2 separate regions of the Mus musculus genome follow, and region 1 is linked to region 2. Evidence: chromatin contacts called from ENCODE POLR2A ChIA-PET data. All regions are on one chromosome and are shown on one strand. The core of a region is the stretch at or near the end of the contact, and the rest is flanking DNA. Distances in the headings are between cores, read along the strand shown.

Region 1 (4,408 bases), core at 964-3,463, 62 kb after region 2:
AGTGGGCATAGGGGAGCATGGCAGATAATAAATACAAATGGTCATATTTTTTAAAAAATTTTTTGTCTTATTTATTTATTATATGTAAGTACATTGTCACTCTTCCATTACGGATGGTTGTGAGGCACCATGTTGTTGCTGGGATTTGAACTCAGGACCTCTGGAAGAGCAGTCAGTGCTCTTAACCACTGAGCCATTTCTCCAGCCCACAAATGGTCATTTTAACCAGTGGAAGAAAAAAAAAAAAAAAAAACCCACAGAGATGTAACAAAATAGCGGACAGGGACAGACTCTGAGGTACTGCCTGAAAAACTGAAAGAGAGGCAGGCAGTGTAACAGTGTAACAAAAACCATTCCATACAGAAGAAACAGTTGCTCAGGCCCATGGTTAGAAAAAAGGTGTCATGGCAGAGAAAAACAGCCCACCAGAGCCATTGTATGTAGGGAAAGTGAATGACAATAAGGTAAGGGGGGAGAGGAGGTGTTGGAGAGATGGCTCAGCAGTTAAGAGCACAGACAGAGGTCCTGAGTTCAAATCCCAGCAACCACATGGTGGCTCACATCCATCTGTAATGAGATCTGATGCCCTCTTCTGGTGTGTCTGAAGACAGCTACAGTGTACTTACAAAAAATAAATAAATCTTAAAAAAAAATAAGAAGCCAGGCGGTGGTGGGTGGTGGCGCAGGTCTTTAATCCCAGCATTCAGGAGGCAGAGGCAGGCGGATTTCTGAGTTCAAGGCCAGCCTGGTTACAAAGTGAGTTCCAGGACAGCCAAGGCTATACAGAGAAACCCTGTCTCCAAAAACAAAAACAAAACAACAACAACAAAAAAAAAACCAGAGTAGAATAAGGTGGCAAGATATGGAAGCACAGGCCTTTAATGCCAACACTCCAGAGGTAGTGGCAGGTGGTTATCTATGACTAAGAGGCAGCCAGCCTGGTCTCAAAGCAAATTTCAGAAGACAGCAAGGTTTAGACAGAGAAACCCTGTCTAAAAAAACAAAAAGAACAGGGTAAAGCAAGAGTCTATCCACAGTCAGGACTTTTAAATTTTATTTCAAGGGTAATGAAAAACTTCTAGGGAATTGTAAACAAGAAACGGTATGAATTTTTTGTTTGTTTGTTTTTCTGAGACAGGGTTTCTCTGTGTACCTCTGGCTGTCCTGCAACTTACTAGCCTTGAACTCTGGCCTGCCTCTGCCTCCTGGGTGCTAGGATTAAAGTGTGTACCCCCACCCTGCCTGAAGCCCATGCTGTTCAATTCACTGAGCCTTCTCTTCTGCCAGAACCCCAGCCCTTTTTAGTCCGCAGAGGTAAACGGATTTCTGAATTCTTCAACAGCCTGCTCTACATAGTGTGTGCCAGGGTAGACAGGGCTACACAGTGAGGCCCTGTCTCAAACAAAAGAAAAAACAACTTAGCAGATCTTAACTCCAAGTTGTAACAGAATTCAGAGGGCCGCAGCCCCTAAAGCAGCAGCAGTACCGGAGAAAAACATGGGACTCTCTCGGTATTTAGACAACCAGCAAGGCCAGTAAATGAATGAATGAATAAAATCTTCCAGAGATCCAAAAGCGGGAAAACCATGAAGAAATATTTTCTTCCTGCCTCCCAAACACCTGGCACTGTGCCCTACACACAGTAGGTGCTTAGCAATCCTGGGCTAAGCTGAGTTCGATCCCAATGTGCACATTGGGGCTCTTCTGCAGGAGCTACAGACCAGCACATGCCCCACAAGAGCAGACACCTGCGGCGCAGCACTGGGATCCCCCAGGGCCCTGGGCCAGGACTCGAACCCAGGTAGATGCCGGAGCCCCAGATCTGAAGGCATCGGATCTTCGAGAACCTGACAGCCTCAGCACCAAGCAGCTGCCGCCGCACTGGGTCCGGGCACGGCCTCAGGACCGCGGGGTCTCTCAGGTGACACCCGGGACCACCCGGCCTTAACCTGTCAATGAGGCTACGCCCCGTCGTCACAGGCCCTGGCTGCAATGGGGAGGGTGCGCGGCGAGAGGAACGCCCGTGACCGGAGCCCCTGGCCCCGCCCTGAGGCCGCAGCCGTCGCCCAGGACCCCCGCCTCGAGATCTGCAGAGACCGAGGCCTCCGGGACCCCGCCCCCGATCCCCGCCTACCGGGGCCGCCGCGTCCTCCTCATCCATAGGCCTCTCAGCTCCGCGTTGTAGCTCTTCGGCCGCCGCCACCACACACATCCGGGTCCCCGCCCTTCCTCTGCTCCGTCAGGCCCGCCCCCACCGCTAAATCTGACCAATCCGCAGCGCTTCTTGAAGATGGGCGCCCTCAGCAGCCAATCGCAGGGCACAGGCGGTGCGGAGCGCGGCCCGGTGAGCTGGGTACCTAACACTCGGCGGCGTCTGAGGAACCCTGGTGTCGGGAGGGTGGGGGAGGCGACGTGGCTGCCCGGACGCCACCTCGGACGCCTGGAGCTCAGGGAGGCGGTCAAGGGGCGGCTCCCTTGGGGCGGAGTAGGTCCCTGTGCCCGTGCGCGAGCTTCGTGTTCCCAGAGCCAGAAGTGATGCTAAAAACCTCTCTGGAATGTCCTTTTGAGCCACTTAACGGCATGGGGGGGGGGATTTTTTTTTAATGTTATCTCCTATTTTACGCGTGAGAAGCCAGAGGCTGATCTCCACAGCGGCAGCACTCGGCTGGCACCACATGCTTTCTTCTCTCCGGAGCACCCCTTTGCACCACGTTCGTTCATTCCAGGACAGGCGTTCCAGAACAGGAGAGAACATATGCAAAAGGCACAGTGGGATGAAACCCGGGTGCTCTTTGGGCTTGGGCTTGGTAGGAAAAGTTAGCTCGGGTCAGAATGTACCGGAAAGGATACTAATCTTTATCATGCACCTCCTATAAAGGGTATGATTGTCCTTGGAAGGAATTGGGATTCTTGGACGACTTCAACGTTTTGCTCTTAAGACTGAATATTCTTTCCAGAAAGACTCATCCTGTGTCAGAAACATAAACGAACATATTTGTGTCTTTCCACATCTAAATTTATTGAGTATCAAATACATCAGCAAGCGATGTCAGCTTCATTGGCGGCAATTTGCCAATTAGACCTGATTTACATTGATAATGGGCCCTTACCAAACACATGAACTTTTACTTTAATATTAATTACTAACTCTTGGGTCACAGATTACATATCCTGTGTGTACTTATGTAGGTTAACAACATGGCTAGAAAAGGGTTAAAGAAGCCACAGCATAATTCAAGAGTTCAGAGGCCTTACTAGAGACAAGAGCTGATAGAGTGCAAAGTCACTGCAGCCAGAGAACAAACCTAGCTGGGGAGCTGCTGAAGGTTCCAGCCTGGGATGCAGCCATAGCTGCAGGTCACAGGGCTGAACACCTTCAGAGGCAAAATGTGAGACTGGGTATGGATGAATACGTGGGCAACCCGTAATGCGAGTAGGTTCCATCAGCTGTGGACCCCAGTTGGGCTGAAGCCCCAGAAACAGTCAGCATTTCTCTGTTGTCCTTTGAGGCACACACAAGGTAGTTGGTAGGGACCACTGTCCCCAGAGTGTTAGACACCTTCCTCATGGGGTCCAACTGAGGGTGTTTCTTGGTCTGATTATGTTTAATACATTCTTTTTGTTGTTGTTGTTTTCAAGACAGGGTTTCTCTGTGTAGCACTGGCTGTCCTGGAACTCACTCTGTAGACCAGGCTGGTCTTGAACTCAGAAATCCCACCTGCCTCTGCCTCCCAACTGCTGGGATTAAAGGCGTGCACCATCACTTCCCGCCGTTTTTCTTGAACCTGATGACACTTAAGTGATTTTAACACGCCCACTGACTGTATAGTCTCAATCGTTTGTATTTGGATCCATTTATAGAGTGGTACCTTTCACTTTTAAAAAACAAGATTTATTTATTTATTATGTATACAGAAGAGGGCACCAGATCTCATTACAGATGGTTGTGAGCTACTATGTGGTTGCTGGGAATTGAACTCAAGACCTCTGGAAGAGCAGTTAGTGCTCTTAACCTCTGAGCCATCTCTCCAGCCCTACCTTTCACTTTTTAAATTAACTATTTACTTTAGTGCTTCGCCTGCATATATATGTGTGTGTGTGTGTGTATGTGTCTGTTTTGTATATAGGTAAATAGATAGATAGATCATATATTGATATATATAATCTATGCACCATCTGTGTGAGTTACAGACAGTGAGCTGCCCTATGGATTCATGGGACTTGAATCTGGGTCCTCTAGGAAGAACAGTCAATGTCTTTACCCGCTGAGCCATCTCTCCAGGCCACCTTTTCACTCTTAGTTATCAGTCTAGGATTCATACGTAGTGCTAGTGGTATGTATATGCAGAGTCCCACTCCAAGTAGAGCCAGATACTACTTGTACGAGTCACACAAGGCAAGACAGCCT
Region 2 (4,642 bases), core at 462-2,961:
CTTATTTTGTCCATGTCAGTGTGGCCATGTTTCTCAGCAACTGTTCAGATCTCTCCTCCAGGAAGACGTGTGGCAGCCATATTCTGCATGCATTGCAGTAGACAAAGCCTTCAGGCAAGAAACCCAGCTAGGAAGTTAATACAGTGGTCAGGCTGAAAACCATTGGGGAAAAGCAATAGCAAATTAAAGGAGAGGGACTGGGTAGGTACGGCTATCAAACCTTGACAAATGATCTCGTTGTCTCTTTGTAGCCCAGTCTGATCTTCACTTGTTCTGTAGTCAAAGCTTGCCTTCCACTGATCTTTCTATCTCAATCTACCAAGCACGGTGATTACCACTTTTGTATGTGGTGCTCCATACTGAGCTAAGAAAAGTATTTCTGTCTTCTTGTTTTGTTTTTGTTTGGTTGGCTGGTTTAGGGGTTATTTTGTTTTGTTTAGTTTTGTTTTGAGACAGGGTCTGTGTGTATGTAGCCTTGGCTGACTTGGAACTGGATATGTAGACCAAATTAGCCTCAAACTCTCTATACATAGAGATTTGCCTTTGTCTGCCTTCCAACTGTAGGAATTAGAGATGTGTGCCAGCTGGGCATGGTAATGAATACTGTTAATCCCAGCATTCAGGAGGCAGAGATAGGTGGCTCTCTGAATTTAAAGTCTTGCCTGGTCTACATAATGAGTTCCAGGACAGCCAGTGCTATGTAGAGAGACCCTGTTTCAAAACACCAAATTAAATATAAGTAAATAAATTAATTAAGGGTATGTGCCACCATGCCTGTTTCTGCAAATCATTTTTTAAAGTATATTTATTTTTATTTTATGTGCATTGCTGTTTTGCTGCATGTATGTCTATATGAGGGTGTCAGATCCTTTGGAACTGGAGTTAGAGTTGTGAGCTGCCATGTGGGTGCTAGGAATTCTGGAAGAGTAGTCAGTGCTCTTAACCGCTGAGCCATCTCTCCAACCCCTGTTTTTATTTGTTTGTTTTTTGTTTGTTTTATGGTTTGTATGTTTTAGGGTCATAAAAAAATTTTAGGAGCTGGAATTGTGGCTCAGTGGCTAAGAATGTTCCCTGTTCTTGTAGAGGGGCAGGCCATCTGGAGTTGTACCCAACTGCCTTTTACTCTATTAGCCTACTTACCTGTAATGTTTATCATTTGTAGTATTTTATTCAAGGTAGTTTTAATCCCTTTTTATATCCACAAATGTCTGTTAAACAGTGCCTGGCACGTGGCTGGTGTTCAATAGTTTCACTTTTTGAAATATATATTTTTAAAAAAAATGAAGCATTCGCTGTAAGAAATGTGGCTAGCCACTCGGTGCTGGCCCTTGTCAGTCCATTGGAGGGTTAAATGAGGCAAAAGCCCATGGTTCAAATGTTACCTTCTTAATTGAAACCATTCTACGGAACATTATATTTTCTTTGTCTTTACAAAAAGTGATTTAAAAAGAAACTCAGAATCTTCCCTTCGGAAAAAATCAATTGTGGCACACCCATTCTAGATTCCAAGTCCACTCTGTTCCATAGAATCAGCAAGTGCGACCCCGCCCTTCGCGCCGATCCAGCACCCACAAGTCTGTGCGCCAGGAGACTCCGCCCCGGGCGCAGATCGGACCGGACGGCCGCGCCGGGCCCGACGTAAAGCGAAGGGTTTCGCGACAGCTCAGACTCCACCCCTTCGGCCACATGTCGCGCAGGTCTTCCCGTCGGACGCCGCGCCACCCCCTCGCGCTGCTTTACGAACCCAGCGCGGCGGCGGCGCCCCGCCTTCTGCCTCCGTCCTCGGCTCCCCGCCCCCTCCTGGTTTCACGTCTCCAAGCCCGTCGCGCCCGCTATAATCACGTGACTGCCTCATCCGGGTCCTTTGCGTTCTCTCTCCCTCTCCCAACATGGCGGCCTCAGGTGAGTGAGCGGCCGAGCGTGGCCAAAGACCAGGCTCGGAAACAGCCTCCGGGCTTGGTCCGCTCCTTGCTGGAGGTCGGGGGCAGGAGGCACCGGCTCCTTTCGGACCTGGGGGCAGCGGCAGGCTAGCGGCATGGCCGCTTGAGGTTACCGCCTCGGGATGTCTAGGGGGAGGGGAAGGCCTTCCCCTCCCCCTCACACCCTTTTCACCCCGTTGCGCGAGGTTGGAGTAGGCAGAAATGGTGGACCCTGCCTTCAATTGGAGGAGGCAGCACAGAGAGACGTGCGGGAGGCGCGAGGCTCTCAAAGGCGTGAAGCACCGCGCCCGCGCCAAGGCGCGGGTGGAGGAAGGAGGCGGTTGGCGCGCGGACCGGAACACATTGGGCCGGGTCTCCAAGGCGCGAGGCCGTTGCGGACCCTCGTGGGGGCGGGGGGGTGCAGTTAGAACGCGAGCGCGAGGCTGTGGAGGGGCCGATGAAAGCAGCGGTGCGCGTGCGCGGCACGGGCGACGAGGCGAGGTGGTGGAGAAGGCGCGCCTCAGAAACACGCGCTGCTGGACTCCAGATGGGAAGCCTGGATGGACCTGGCTTTTGCTCGTTTATGACCTTGTACTTTAAGCTTTAGTCGGTTTGGGAGCGTGGCACGGCCGCTGTACTCCCAAGCGAACGCATATTAGGTTTGGCCCCACTATAGTTGGGGGTAGGGAACCCAGGGTGCTCCCACGTGTTAGGTGCTGTAGGGATAGACACCTAGATTTCTCCTGTGCCTTTTTCTTTCCACCTCTTGATTCAACCAACAGTTTTTATTGAGTGCACACTATATGCCAGGCAGAGGTGGGGAAGGAAATCGGGGCGTTGCATTATATAGAACTTCCATTTTTTGGGTAGTTTTAGTGTCAGGATTCAGCTTTTGTCATTTTCCCAGATAACTGGGAAACTTCCAGAAGGTGCTATTAAAATAGTGGCTAGAGGTTCTGCGTGCGTTTGTTTGTTTGGTGGAATGTATATTCCCTGCATTGCAAGTGAGGTTTGTGGAGGTCGTTTCGGGTTTTGTTTTTTTGTTTTGTTTTGTTTTCCAAGTTTTTTGCTTTTTGGGTTTTTTTGGCATTTGCAGTGGACCTGTGAATACCAGAGGGCTTTTAGACACCCAGCATTAGTTTTCGTTTTAGTTTATTTTTTATAGCATAATCTGTTAAAAATACCTTTTGGATTGCTGTGCCTAAACTGTGCGACAAGGTCTCTCATTTAGCTCTTGACTATCTGACCAGGCTTGCCTTGGGGTTGTTGGGATTAAAGGTGTTTAGCAACACGCCTGGCAACATTCAGTGTCTTAACCAGAAGTCCATCTTTTCTAATATTACAAGGAAATCGGGTTCTGTCTTTGGAAAACTTTCTCACTGAATCTACTGCCTTCGGCCATGAGAACTTCCTTTCCTCCCCTGCATTGCTGGACATTGAACAGAGTTTTTGGCCGTGCCAGGCAAGCACTCCAAGCTAAATCCCCAACCCTGGGTAACAGCTTTTGTTAGTAGAGCACTTAATTGAACAAGCCTGTGAGAGCATGTAAAGAACTGGTGGTTTCTCCAGCTGAGGAAAAATTGCTCAAAGATTTGTCGAGGGTCACGTTGTTTGCAGGTAGCAGATCAGACAGAGTCACAGTCCTGGAAACACCAGGTTCCTAGCTGGGCTCATTAAGATTGTAAGTACAAGAACGAAGTTGGAATTGATGGCTAAAAGGATCGTCTACAAATTACAAAAACGTATTTTAATCAGTGAAAAATACTCCTTGGCTTAAAGTTTAGTGTCTTAACTAAATGAGAAATCTAGATGAATTTCCTCTTGGGAGATTCTTAGTGGTGAACGACATAGCTGGACTGGGGAGATGGTTTGGGGCACTTGGTGCCAATGCTGTCAACTTGAGTTTGAAGAATCCTTGTAGTAGAGGTGGGAGCAGACTCCTGCAGGTTGTCCTTTAACCTGTGTGCAATCAAAAAATAGTCAAAAGTTAAAAGAGAAAAAGACACCCTGGTAAGTTGTGTATTTGGTTTTATTCTGTTGACTGTGATCCACTGGTTTACAAGATTTCCCTGATGGTGTCTCCTTTCCTTTTTCTTTAATAATCTGCCCTCCTAGGAAGGTCTCCTCTCCAATTCAGTTCAGAGTTGGAAATGGGTCTTGGGTTTTCTCTGTAAAAATGCCAGATACAACTTAATCACTATTTGGTAAGGTGAAAAAATATTTGAGACAATACTAGTTTCCATATGACCTTAGTATCTTTGTCTCAGAGCTGACTGACAAATGAGGATTCTTTTAAGTTTCTAGGAAACCTGAACCTATGTAGGCAATTCTTTAGTTGCTTCTTTAAAAGAAGACTTAAATCTATGAGGGTTTAGCTGAGCAAGCTACCTTGAGTATTGTCCTAGCACTCAGAAGGTTGAGGCTGGAAGATTGCCATAGTTCCAGGCTAGCCTGGACTACAGTGAGATCCTGGCTCAGAAAAAGGGCCTTTACATTTTTATTGTGGCTATATGAGTTGTTAAGTGAGCTGTCTCAGTTTTTTTCATTTGTTAATGAACAGTTTATCTCTAAGGAATCGTGTTTGATACAGGTTACTTTAAAATTGTAGTTAGTGTATAAGCTGTGCCTAGGACTTTAATTGATAAGACAGGCATGCTGTGAGGTGTTTCTTTGGTTTTTTTCAGTGAGAAGATGTATTAAATGGTTTCTTTTTTGTGTTGATC

What was found. ChIA-PET counts read pairs that join two places held with the same protein, here RNA polymerase II (POLR2A).
Region 1: POLR2A ChIA-PET joins it to region 2 with 24 read pairs in Patski. The contact joins the promoter of Spryd3 here to the promoter of Eif4b in region 2. POLR2A ChIA-PET finds 5 or more read pairs at or near these places in 4 of 5 experiments (Patski and embryonic stem cell).

Annotation. Positions count from the first base shown.
Region 1 is chr15:102,134,002-102,138,409 of GRCm38, forward strand. It overlaps Spryd3 (SPRY domain containing 3), which reads right to left and starts at 2,214. Exons shown (of 11, transcript NM_001033277.3): 1 at 2,135-2,214. The coding sequence starts at 2,157.
Region 2 is chr15:102,072,062-102,076,703 of GRCm38, forward strand. Eif4b (eukaryotic translation initiation factor 4B) reads left to right here and starts at 1,712. Exons shown (of 15, transcript NM_145625.3): 1 at 1,712-1,902. The coding sequence starts at 1,890.